Linked DNA regions of Homo sapiens: region 2 is linked to region 1. The links are chromatin contacts, found by Hi-C or POLR2A ChIA-PET in ENCODE. All regions are on one chromosome and are shown on one strand. Each heading gives the region's core, a stretch centred on a gene start or an enhancer-like site at or near the end of the contact. The rest is flanking DNA. Distances are from core to core; before and after follow the strand shown.

Evidence for each region. Hi-C counts contacts between places; a loop is a spot of excess contacts on that map. ChIA-PET counts read pairs that join two places held with the same protein, here RNA polymerase II (POLR2A). Pooled maps may share reads with other maps.
Region 2: a loop to region 1 is called in a pooled map, with 8 times the contacts of the local background. The contact joins the promoter of CDKL2 here to the enhancer-like site in region 1. A Hi-C loop is called at or near these places in 2 of 50 pooled maps. POLR2A ChIA-PET finds 5 or more read pairs at or near these places in 2 of 52 experiments (Panc1 and activated T-cell).

The regions. Positions count from the first base shown.
Region 1 is chr4:74,394,466-74,401,266 of GRCh38, forward strand. No RefSeq gene overlaps it. Among named protein-coding and RNA genes, the nearest start is that of EREG, 33 kb to the left of the region's middle. Within about 2 kb of position 3,751, at least 7 of the 41 ENCODE cell types and tissues checked have a DNase peak (open chromatin) inside an H3K27ac peak, as active enhancers do.
Region 2 is chr4:75,627,764-75,634,564 of GRCh38, forward strand. It overlaps CDKL2 (cyclin dependent kinase like 2), which reads right to left and starts at 2,765. Exons shown (of 14, transcript NM_001330724.2): 1 at 2,279-2,765.

The DNA of each region.
Region 1 (6,801 bases), core at 2,501-5,000:
ACCAGGACATCTAGGAGAACATAATGGCATGAAACTCAGAAGAAAGAAAAAAAAATCCAAGATTTACAGTGATAGTCAACACGGTCTAACAAAAAAAAATCTAGAAAACAATGGGAAAGAAGAAAAACGCCCCTGGTTTTGACCTCTGAATGTCATGAAGCTTGAAAGAGAGTGCTTTTAGTGAGTGATGAAAGTGGAGGCAGAATTGCACTAGATTAAGGGAGTTGGTGGCGGCTGTTGGTAGAGAGTACTTATTTAGAATATTAGCCATGAAAGAAAATGGAAGTGACAAGCCCTCAATTGTTCAGTTGTTGATTATATAGTTTTAGAATTAGCAGGCCTTGTCCTTTTTTCTTGGGCCCTTTCTGTGTTCATTACAATCTTTAGTAAAGGAGAGTTGACATCAGGGAGGAGGTTAAGATTATCAGTTAAAACGGAAGTTGGGAATACCAGTGGTTTTCGCTTCTTCCAGTCACCTCTGTCACTCCAACCACAGATAGCTGAGAGTTGGCTCTCACCCTGAGTTTCAGGAAAGGGACCAATGTGAGTGAGTCATGTGCTTACATTAGATGCAGTCTTGATTAGAGTGGGAGAATCTGGCTGTGGGAATATGAATATGTCCCTTATCAGTGGGTAGGGCCTTTTTATACATGGGTGGGGCTATGGAACAGAAATCTGAATTGAAGAACATACACATTAGCTATATTGAAAATTCATTCTTCCGCAATGCACACGATGTCTCCTGGACCTGTCGATAATGTTGTATAATTTAGAAATCATGAGTAGGAGGTTTTGGGCTAATGGATACAAATCTTAGCTGACGTTTCAGGGGTAACAATTTGTTATCCTTAATATGAGAATCTCCACTGTGGTATTCGTTAGGTTGGGGGCAATCTCCAGTAGTTAGTATGTGTTTGTTTTCTGGTCCTTTGTTATTCTTTGGTAGTTAATAGAAGAATTCAATGTTTATTATTAATACACTAATAGCAATTCGTCATTCCTCCTTAGCACCAACCTAGGTTGTAAAAAGGCTTAAAACAAAGACTGTAACAGAAAGAGTTTCTGAATCTAGGCCCACCCTGTAAAATTTAGGTCATAAAATACATGTAAGGAATTAACCTTGGAAATTAAATTATAAAATAAGTAATTGAATTATTTTGAAAGCTTTTACATAGAGAAAATGCAAATTTAGCATATAAGAACTGCACCTCTTCCACAGATTCTAATCAACCTTATTACATTTTCTTTTGAGAATGTGCAGCACTTGGTTTCAGGCTTGGGATACTTTCCCAGGAAACAAATCCACGAGGTCATGGCCCTTTAAAACAGTCATGCATCTGTTTACAACTATGGAAAAGAGATTTCCTGGGTGTACGTTCCACCAAAGGACAAGTTTAGGGGTCAGGCTTCAATGTCATTCACCAACCTCAGTAGCAGGATCTTGTGTCACTGGAAGCCAGTTATAGCATGTAATAAAGGTGTGGGTGTTTACATATGTGCACACATCTAATAAGAAGCTCACAGTTTCATTTAAATTTATGGCTACTTATACCTCTTTAAGTCATACGCTAGACTACAGAAAATTATTTGTTTTAATTACAAAATAATAAGTTTGTTTTAGCAAATTTTCAAAGTAGTGTTAAGTAAGTTTAAGTTACCTTTTTTCCCTTACATGTTAAAATTACCACTATGAACATTTTCATTTATAGTTTTGCAATCTTTCATGCGTGTGACTGTGGGTATGTATACACAGTAATGGGGTCATTCTGTGGGTACCATTGTGTATCTTGTCTTTATCACTTAACAATGACATTTTCCATGCCATTAAATATTATTCTGCAGCATTTTAATCACTCCATTATATATATGATATATATATAATATATATTTTATATATCATGTATTATATTATATATATATCATATATAATATATATTTTATATATGTATATAATATATATATATTTTTTGAGATGGAGTCTTACTCTGTCGCCCGGGCTGGAGTGCAGTGGCGTGATCTCAGCTCACTGCAACCTCCACCTCCCAAATTCAAGTGATTCTCCTGCCTCAGCCTCCTGAGTAGCTGGGATTACAGGTGCCCGCCACTACGCCCAGCTAATTTTTTGTATTTTTAGCAGAGACAGGGTTTCATCATGTTGGCCAGGCTGGTCTTGAACTCCTGACCTCGTGATTTGCCTGCCTTGGCCTCCCAAAGTGCAGAGATTACAGGTGTGAGCCACCACACCCGGCCATGACTGCATAATCCTAAAACAACACTCTATTATTGGATGTGTGAGTTGTTTTCAGTTTTCCGCAGTTGCATATAAGTTTTGATGAATACCCTTGTAACAAAATTGTGCCTCTTTTATATTATTTCCTTAGAATAAGTCCCTAAAGTGAAATTACTAAACCAAAGCTAAGAATAAGCAAATTTTGTGTTTGATATAACTCCCAGCAATTATTTTTTAAGTTTAAGTAACAAAATAAAAAATATATCTATATTAATATCTACAGGATAACTTGGCAAATGATTCAATCATAAGTTATCCTATGAGCTTTTCACCCTACTTGCTTCATCATTCCTTCTCCCTCTCTGAACAATTTGAGAAAAGTTACAGATATTGCAAAGCTCTGCCTCTGAATACTTCAGTGATTATTTCCTAAGAATAAGGATATTCTCTTATAAAACCATAGTCAAGTTGTCAAAATCAGGAAATTAAACATTGAATACTTTTATCTGACATTGATTCCATATTAACTCAAATTTAAATTATCCTAATAATGTCCTTTATGATTATTTCTTTTTTTTTTTTCATTCAGAATTCAATCCAAGATCACAGGTTGCATTTTGTTGTCAATCTCTTTAATTTCCTTTTTCATTGAACAGCTCCTCAGCATTTCTTTGGACTTCTTGATCTAGATATTTGTAAAGATTACAACTCTGTTCCAAATTGTCCCACATTTTGTATTTCTCTGATGTTGGTTAATAATTAAAATCAGATTATGTATCTTTGGAGGGAACATATTGGAAGTAATAGTGTGTCCCTCAGAATACTTTATATTGTGAACCCCAGGATATCAATTTATCCTAATGTTTATGATATTAAGATTGATCATTTTGTTAAGATGACATTTATTAGATTTATCCACTATAAATTTACTATTTTGCCCTTTATAATTAATAACTAATTTGTGGGGAGATATTTTTGGACCATGTAAATATACTGTTTCTCATTTAAATTTCACCCACTAGTTTCCATATTGATGTTTTTCCTATTTGATCATTTCTTCTACATTTGTTATTTGGGGTTCTACTGTAAGGAAGAGCTTTTCCTAAAGGTTTATTTATTTTTATCACTATGAACTATCAATATTTGTTCTATCATTGTTTATAAATTAAACAGAAGAGACCTTTCATGCCAGTTCAGGAGAGGGACTAAGCACCTTGAGCATGTTACCTAACCTCTCTGTGCCACCATTTCCTCATCTCTATAGCAACTCTGCCTTACAGGGCTACTATAAGAATTCACTGAATCAATACATATAAAATGCTAAGAACAGCATTTGGCAGATACTGAATGTTCAATAAGTACCATCTGTTATTACTACTTCGAAAGAAGTTCCTCACAACTGGTGGTTACTTGGGAGAAATAAAAAATTTAAATAATTTGTTCAAATCACTTCTAGTTATTTCTAAATTACATCTGGGGTGATTGTATTTCTCCTTACAGAATTACACCAGTTGTGCTTTTACAGTTTTGGTTTCGTTTTTGGTAAGAATTCAGGAACACATTCTTAATGTTTTATCAGAAGTATTCCTGGGCAATAGAAACTAGGGAAACACACAGCTTCCTGCATCTTCCATGGAAGGTGGAAGGTAGTGTGTCCGGAATTGGTGGGTTCTTGGTCTCACTGACTTCAAGAATGAAGCCGCGGACCCTCGCAGTGTTACAGTTCTTAAAGGCGGCGTGTCTGGAGTTTGTTCCTTCTGATGTTTGGATGTGTTCGGAGTTTCTTCCTTCTGGTGGGTTCGTGGTCTCGCTGGCTCAGGAGTGAAGCTGCAGACCTTGGCGGTAAGTGTTGTAGCTCATAAAGGCAGTGTGGACCCAAAGAGCGAGCAGCAGCAAGATTTATTGCAAACAGTGAAAGAACAATGCTTCCACAGCGTGGGAGGGGACCTGAGCGGGTTGCCACTGCGGGCTCCAGCAGCCTGCTTTTATTCTCTTATCTGGCCCCACCCACATCCTGCTGATTGGTCCATTTTACAGAGACCCAAGTGGTCTGTTTTGACAGGGTGCTGACTGGTGGGTTTACAATCCCTGAGCTAGACACAAAGGTTCTCCACGTCCCCACTAGAGTAGCTAGATACAGAGTGTTGATTGGTGCATTCACAAACCGTGAGATAGACACAGGGTGCTGATTGGTGTGTTTACAAACCTTGAGCTAGATACAGAGTGCCAATTGCTGTATTTACAATCCCTTAGCTAGACATAAAGGTTCTCCAAGTCCCCACCAGTCAGGAGTCCAGCTGGCTTCACCCAGTGGATCCCCCACCGGGCCGCAGGTGGAGCTGCCTGCCAGTCCCATGCAGTGCACCCGCATTCCTCAGCACTTGGGTGGTCCATGGGACTGGGCGCCATGGAGCAGGGGGCGGCGCTCTTTGGGGAGGCTCCGGCCGCACGGGAACCCACAGAGGGTGGGGGAGGCTCAGGCATGGCAGGCTGCAGGTCCTGAGCCCTGCCCCGCGGGGAGGCAGCTAAGGCCCGGGGAGAAATCGAGCGCAGCACCCGTGGGCTGGCACTGCTGAGGGACCCAGCACACCCTCCGCAGCCGCTGGCCCGGGTGCTAAGCCCCCTATTGCTCAGGGCAGGCAGGGTTGGCCAGCCACTCTGAGTGCGGGGCTGCCAAGCCCACGCCCACCCGGAACTTGTGCTGGCCAGCAAGCACCACCCGCAGCCCGGGTTCCGCCCGGGCCTCTCCCTCCACACCTCCCCACAAACTGAGGGAGCCAGCTCCGGCCTCGGCCAGCCCAGGAAGGGGCTCCCACAGTGCAGCGGTGGGCTGAAGGGCTTGTCAAGTGCCGCCAAAGTGGGAGCCCAGGCAGAGGAGGCGCTGAGACCGAGCGAGGGCTGTGAGGGCTGCCAGCACCCTGTCACCTCTCAATAGCATCATGAGAAGATGGTATTATAGCTGAAGCATTTCCTTTCAGTGGGACATTTGGTTTCCTTGGCATCTGTATAGTTGCGGAAGACAAGGAAGCATATTCAGGTCTTTCTCCAGCTTGCTGTCATCAGGTGCCCGTAAAGAAGACTCAGAGCCACCTCTGAGGGGCTGCTGATTCTGTTTTAGAGGCTATAGTGCAGGAGTGGGGAAGAGGTAGCACAGTGTTTTATGCATGTCTGAAGAAATCCCACAGAGCTGGAGGGACTTGATAATCAGGGATGTGAACAAAGATTTACCAATGAAGATATTAATTAAAATGGCATTTTTAAGAGCAAATACTTAGGCACCACATAAAAGGTCAGTGAGTAGGGAATACATTTCTGGTTAGAACATAAGTTGGTACTTTTTTAAAAAAAACTGTTTTTCAAAATGTAGCAAGAATCTTAAGCTGGTAATTACACTTTGAGAAATCCATTCTGAAAAAAATATTCTGAAATTCATGTAAAGAATCTGAACAAATATGTCCATCATAATATTATTTGTAATGGCAAGAGTTGGGAACATCTCATACATCTGTAAAACAAATCCATAAAATGAAAATAATGTTTATGAAAATATTTTAATACCATTGGGAAATGCTCACCACTTAATGGTAAATGAGAAAATCAAAATATAAAACTGTTTTAGTTGGGTCCTCTGGGAAGCAAACCATTTTGGGCAGGATAATGCCTGTGACAGATAAAGGAGGCGATAAAACAGGAGAATAGACTTCACAAGACAGTGTAGGTCTGACACCTGTAGAAGGACAGAGGGAAGAAAAAGGATGGGGTAAGAGGAGACTGGCTGTAGTTCAATCCCAAGAAAATCTCGGCCAACAGGAGCTCTGGCACAGAGAGTGCTGACGATGGTGCATTGGGCAGAAAGGGCCGGGCCCTAATACCCGGGGCTGTGCTCAGTCACGTGTTAGAGCTTCCCACGAGAACGCAGAGAAGCCAGAGAACACCGCAAGCAGGGCTCCTCAAACACTATGGCAGATTTTTAAAGTGCCTGCTGGCTGACGACTGTTAGCTAACTCACTCTTCACAGTTGATTGGCACATTCTTTCTGGATGGGAGATCTGATTGGTGACCCTTCAGGCTGTGGCAAAAACTATTCCATGCGTTCCTAGCTTTGAGAAAGAAAGGAAAAGATAAATGAGAGAAAGAGAATGAATAAAATAAATATTTATTATCTCTGCATAATCTGTGTGAATATGAATTTTGAAAAAGTCATTTGTGTATTTCACTAATTTTCCCTTCCTTCCTTCCCTTCCTTCCTTCCCTCCCTCCCTTCTTTCCTTCCTTCCTTCCTTCCTTCTTTCTTCCTTTCTTTCTTTTTCTCTTTCTTTCTTTCCTTCTTTCTCTCTTTCTGTCTTTCTCTTTCTCTCTTTCTCTCTCTCTCTCTCTTTCTTTCTTTCTTTCTTTCCTTTTTTGTTTTTTTGTCTTGCTCTGTTGCCCAGGCTGGAGTGCACTGGCACAATCATAGCTCACTGCAGCCTTGACCTTCTGGGCTCAAGCGATCCTTGGCCCCCTGAGTAACTGGAACTACAGGCACCTGCCGCCACATCCAGCTAATTTTTATTTTTATTTTATTTTATTTT
Region 2 (6,801 bases), core at 1,515-4,014, 1.2 Mb after region 1:
CGTGCACTGGCGCGATCTCGGCTCACTGCAACCTCTGCCTCCCAGGTTCAAGCGATTCCCTGTTTCTGCCTCCCCAGTAGCTAGGGTTACAGGCACCGCTACCACGCCCAGCTAATTTTTGTACTTTTAGTAGAGACGGGGTTTCGCCATGTTACTGTTACTATATTGAACTTAGAAAATAAGAGTAATGACATCGGTATATAAGCAGATTTTTAAAATTAAATTAAATTTTATTAAATTTAATGTAATTATTAAATTAAATTAAATATTAGTAGTACCAAGTACAGTAAAAGTATTTCAAAAACCCTGTTAATGATTACTCACTATAAGTATAATTTGAATTTGTGTTTGAAATTTTTTTTTTTTTTTTGAGACGGAGTCTTGCTCTGTCGCCCAGGCTGGAGTGCAGTGGCGCGATCTTGGCTCACTGCAAACTCCGCCTCCCGGGTCCACGCCATTCTCCTGCCTCAACCTCTCGAGTAGCTGGGACTACAGGCGCCTGCCACCACGCCCAGCTAACTTTTTGTATTTTTAGTAGAGACGGGGTTTCACCGTGTTAGCCAGGATTGTATCGATCTCCTGACCTCGTGATCTGCCCGCCTCGGCCTCCGAAAGTTCTGGGATTACAGGCGTGAGCCACCGCGCCCGGCCTTGAAATTTTTTACTCATATTATATGACATTTTCTGAATAAAGGCAATCCTAAGAGAATCTTTCTTGTTTTACCAATGATTGACGAAGGTCCAGCAATCATTGGACAAAATGCTTTCGTACAGAAAAAAATTATTTCAGTCCAAATACAGATAGATTTTAACTATCTATTATTTCAGTAATAATAGATAAAAAATTATTTCAGTCCAAATACAGATAGATTTTAACAAGAAATAATTCTTGCCTGTTGTATTAATTGTATACTTACGGCAATCTAAAATTTACTCAGATCGTGAACTGTTTTTCCTATTTCTCTATTGGAACAGTGATGCAAAGACAAAACAAATATTCTCTTTGTTCTAGCAAACTATGCTAATCCAATGTATACAATACGTTTTCCACACTTGACATATAATAGTTTGAGATTTTATAATATATATATTTTTAATGTAGCTATATGTGGAGAACCAGAAGATTGATCTTGAGGGGTGGGAAATGAAAACAATACCAATGAACATCGACTTAAATTATTATTTTACTACCAGTTTTCATAGTAGATTCTACTACAAACTTTTTACAGAGCAGTGTCCCAGACACTAACTTTCCATGCATTTGACATTTTACCTTCTATTCCACTTCCATTAACTATTTTTTAATAAACTGTTTGTATTTGAAAAAAAAAATCTCCATATAATTCTATCCCTTCTTAATTTTTTTCTCTTCCATTAAGAGAGTATGTTTTATTAAGCACTAGGCTTTAGGTTTATCATACCAATGACAAAAATAGCTTGAATCTATAACCTGGATTATTTTAAAACATTTTGTAATTGATGTCCTCAATATTTGAAAGCACAAAGTGAACCAAAAAAAATGACTTTAAGCATGTCTGAGGTGTTCTGAAGCATATCCCAAGCTAACATTAATGCAAGTTGACTGCTTCAAGTTTATTCTCCCAACCAATTGCATATCTGGACACACCACATTGAACACACCTGCTTTTTCAAGTGACACTGTCCACAAATACTTTAAAAGTATCACAGCCTACAAAGCCTCCTGTTTCCTGAAACAGTTACTCATAAACTATAACTTCTCATGCCTTCTACTCTTGAACGGAAAGGTAATACAAACGAAAAAGAAACCTGGCCAATGGGCAAGGTGTTATTTCTGGATGGTTCTAAAAGCAACAATTTTGATAAAAATATTTGGAGAATGCTAATTTTTTATTTTGTTTAAGACAGATTAAAGGGCCGGGAGCGGTGGCTCACGCCTGTAATCCCAACACTTTGGGAGGCCGAGGCGGGCGGATCACCTGAGGTTGCGAGTTCGAGACCAGCCTAACCAACATGGAGAAACCCTGTCTCTACTAAAAATACAAACTTAGCCGGGCGTGGTGGTGATGCCTGTAATCCCAGCTACTTGGGAGGCTGAGGCAGGATAATCGCTTGAACCCAGGAGGCAGAGGTTGCGGTGAGCCGAGACCATGCCATTGCACTCCAGCCTGGGCAACAAGAGTGAAACTCCGTCTCAAAAAAAAAAAAAAAAAAAAAAAAAAAAAAAAAAAAAAAAGATTGAAATCTTTTATAGATCAAAGAACGAGATAATAGAAGCTTTAAAACGTACTATACTTACCGTTTCTTCAATCCGTTCGCATAGAAAGACCCAAAGGTTTTCAACTTGGAAACAAATTTGAGGTGAAATGCATATGGTTCGCAGGTCCAAAAGATGCTGCCTAGCAAACTAGCAATTCCAGCGCTGTTGTGATTTCTTCTGCGGACGCAGTCACGAGTCCAGGGCGAAGCAGGCAGGGAGGCAGGTGGGCCTCGGTCCGCCGCAAGCTCACACTTAGGAGGACCACGGGCCGCATGCTGTCGTCGTCAAGGCAACGACCTCACTCTGTCCCCAACCATAGGCACAAAGTCTTGGGAGACAGATACGGCCCAGGTCAGAATGCGTTCACGGCAGGCACCAACACCTGTGAAGGCCAAGGGCTAGAGAGCAATTAGCTGGGTGAGAGGCACCACCTCCCAGCTCGTAAGGCGCCCAGTACCTGGAGCCTGGGAACCTGCACCGCTCCAACTACCCCTGGGCGAAGGCGTTGGCCGCGGAGCTGCAAGGGGGGGCGGTTTCTCACCCGCCCCGAGAGCGCCAGGCCTCCCTTCTTCTGATTGGCCGAGCCGAGTCGTCACGAGCCATGATTGGCTCAGGGCCAACCACCCCGCCCCTTCACCTAGGGCTCGGCCCAGGTTCTGCTCCCTGACACGCAGAGGCCCTGCGTCCCCACACGCCTTGGTTCTCGTCAGGAGGCGCCTTTCTGCCTTCCCCAGCGGGAGGAGGCGATTGTGATGCCCACGCGAAGGGTAAAGGTGGCGGTTATGTAGGACTGCGAAGACTATGCAAAATGCGATACGGTTTCCCTCATAGCATCGCCGCTGGGGCAGGGGCGGGCGCCGGGCGCCCTGAGTCGCGTAGGCGCGGCCTGACCGGGATTCCATGCTTCCTTTCTGTTCTGGGCGGTGGGGCCAGTGTGAGCCAGGTAGGAGATAACGGTGACAGTTTAGGAGGTGATGATTAGTAGGCGAGGCAAGGTGGAAGAAGGTAGGTGATGACAGACCTGACGTTAGGAGGGACCTTGGGAAGGCCAGTCTGGCCATTGAAAGTGAGGGAAAACACTGAGATGGAGGAAGGGGAAGAGAGGGCATGAGTGGAATGGGAAAGCGCTGGGATGGCTGGGGATCTGGAGGACACGCACAACACCCGCGTATGGCAGCCAAATGGGGTGGAGTTAGGGCTTGCGATAAAACTTGCCTTAAATGCAAAAATGCAGCTCAATCCACGACTGAGCAAGACTGGTAGGTCAGAATCATGCACAGGCTTAAATCACACAGGAACAGAGCTTACCCCATTTTCAAAGAATCTGAGGCAGCGAGGAGGCCATAAGGCCAGTAAAATAACACTTTCAATCATGATAACTAAATGTTCATGATCATTTTGGTCTCGAAACTACTTTGATTTAGGGAATAGAGTGTCCTGGATAGACAAATGTCTACCATATACCCTAGTCAATATTAAGGTATTAATCATTAATGTTAAGGTATTGATTCCTTCTTGTACATTAAGAAATAGACATTCTTTTTATAGTCTTTTGTGAGTTTGGTTAGTTTGCATTAATCTCCCAGTGGTTAATTACCTTGGTCAGACTGCTTAAAATCTAGTTCCTGAACCTGTAATATTGAGAACCAGACCTGAGGCCTAGTTATGGAAAGAATAGAATTATTTGGTCAATTCAAGATGTGACTCTTAGTGTAGCAATTAGCTCTGTCCTTAGCTGTGTCCAAGTTGCGAGAAGCCCTGTCCCATTTGGTACCTCTATAGGCTATAAGAGAATCTGATGAACTTCTTTTATATGGGGGTAGATTCAGTTTTGTTGGGCCTGAAGCTTAAGAACAAGAGCGCAAAACTATTTTACTTTTGCAACTTTATAATCATATTCAACCGTATAACATTTTAAGGCCCCTTCATGCAAGAGGCCTAGAAGCTTCAATAATCTATTTATATCTCACAGGGAACCAAAGGATAAAGACTGAAAATACTGGATTTGGCGAACAAGTGATGCTTTAGGAAACAATTTCAGCCAGATGCGGTGGCTCATGCCTGTAATCCTAGCACTTTGGGAGGCCAAGGCGGGCAGATCACCTGAGGTCAGGAGTTTGATACCAGCCAGGCCAACATGGTGAAACCCTGTCTCTACTAACAATACAAAAATTAGCTGGGCATGGTTGTGAACGCCTGTACTCCCAGCTACTTGGGAGACTGAAAAAAAGAAAACAAACAAACCAAAAAAAAACAATTTCAGTAAGAACTGAGTTTGAAAGCCAGTTGTAGAGGACAGAGGTTATTAAAGACTTACACATTCTGGCCATCTACAGGATTGTTAATAGAGAAGGTATTATGTAGAAACAGGATTGTGTTACTATTTTTTCTTTCTTTTCTTCTGAGGCGGAGTCTCACTCTGTTGCCCAGGCTGGAGTGCAGCAGCACGATCTTGGCTCACTGCAACCTCTGCTTCCTGGGTTCAAGCGATTCTCCTGTCTCAGCCTCCCAGGTAGCTGGGATTACAGGACCCCACCACCACGCCTGGCTAATTTTTTTCTTTTTTTAGTAGAGGCAGGTTTTCGCCATGTTGGTCAGACTGGTCTCGAACTCCTGACCTCAGTTGATCCGCCCGCCTCAGCCTCCCAAAGTGCTGGGATTACAGGCGTGACCCACCGCACCCGGCCTATTTTTTCTTTTTAAAGAGGGAAATATTTATAGGGAAAAAGAGTGGGGAGAGACCTTAAAGGGGCAAGAAAATGAATAATTAATGAAAAACCAAGGAGAGGTACTGAAGAGTAGGTAATAATATATGAGAAGGGGTTAGGCTTGAAGAGGTTTAGAGAAAATGGAAAAAACTGAGAAAAGTGTAGGGCATACACTGTGGGCCCAGGCCATCTCAGTAAAAGAACTTTATTTTTGCATAAAAAGGTAATGGTGAGATAGAGGCTTAAGGATTTGAGAGCAGAAATACGTTAGAATAGTTAAGAAGTCATTTTGATATAAAAGGAACACAAAATAGTAAAAATGTGCTCACTTGAGCCTGGGTACCATGAATTTACAGTGAACCAACTGACACTGTTGCCCAGAATTGGGCAACCCCAAAGGAAAGAATGGAGAAAATAGATGATATATAAGCTGCCTCTTTTAGAGAACTGGTAATGCAAAAAGATTAAACAAAGGAGTTAAGGAATTTCAGAACAAGGATCACTGAGAAAAAAAAAAGGAATCAAAGATGCTGAAGAAAATACCATTAAAATTGCTTGCCATGGGCTCCTGCTAAATAGGAAGATAAATTTTGACAGCAGTTAGCTAATAAACTGAAAACGGAGGCACTGAGGGTCTGGAAGTCATCATAGGCATGAATAATAAGTTTAAAGGAGCAATATAGGAGGAAAAAGTTATCAGAGAAAGCAGTTTGTGTATTCCAGATGTTGGAAATGGCACAGGATGATCAGTTCTAAAGGGTGGAGTATTTGGCTGTTCCTTGGGTAGCTGAAGTTGAGTGGAAAATGTCATTGAGTTCAAAGAAACTTGAGGTCACAGTATGAAAAATTCATTAACATGAACTACCAAGTAGGACTATAGTGGAAGAGGCTGAGAAAGACATTAATCAGTGAAGAAAGTGAAAATGTTCTAAAAATCTAAAGAAAACAGTATGGGAGTGCATGAGGTAGATGTCAAGAGAGGACAGCTTGAGAGATGGCAATGGCAATGAAATAAATGTGAAATAGATTAAGGACCATATGACCCAGCAATTCCACTTCCAGGTATTATAAGAGAAATAAAAACATGTTCACATAAAAACTTACACACAAATGCTCACAACAGCATTATTAATAACCAAAAAAACAGAAAAAACCCAAATGTCCATCAGCGGAGGAATAAAATTTGGTGTATTCAATTTAATGGAATATTACTCAACCATAAAAGGAAGTGCTGATACATGATGGATGAATCTTGAAAACACTATGCCAAGGGAAAGAAGCCAGACACAAAAAGGCACGTGTTATATAAAGTGTCCAGCCTAGGCAAATCCATAGAAACAGAAAGTACATTAGTGGTTACCAGGGGCTGTGGTTAGATGGGAATGGAAAGTGACTACTGGTAGGTATGAGGTTCCTTTTTGGGGTGATGAAAATGTTCTGGAATTAGGAAGTGGTGATGGTTATATAACCTTGTGAATATACTAAAAACCACTGAACTGTATGCTGAAAAAGGTGAATTTTATGTAATTTGTATCTCAACTTAAAAATAATAGACTAGAGGGGGATTAGAAATTAAAGCCTGCCCAGAAATATTTTTCAATGATTTTATATATTTTAGTTTAGAGTAGACCCATTCTTCCTCACATTAGCAATCATCTCTTAAATTACTCTCCACAACAATCATTTTCTACATATCTTGACATCCAAAAAACAATGTGCTTGGGCCCTTTTCTTGCCCGTCCACCACTAGTCCCCCCGGGCCCCATGAGATCCTGACTGATGAGGTTTTGGCATCACCTCAATTGAGTCACCAAGTGAAAGGGCCGTAAAATCTTTAGACTACAAAAGGTTCTT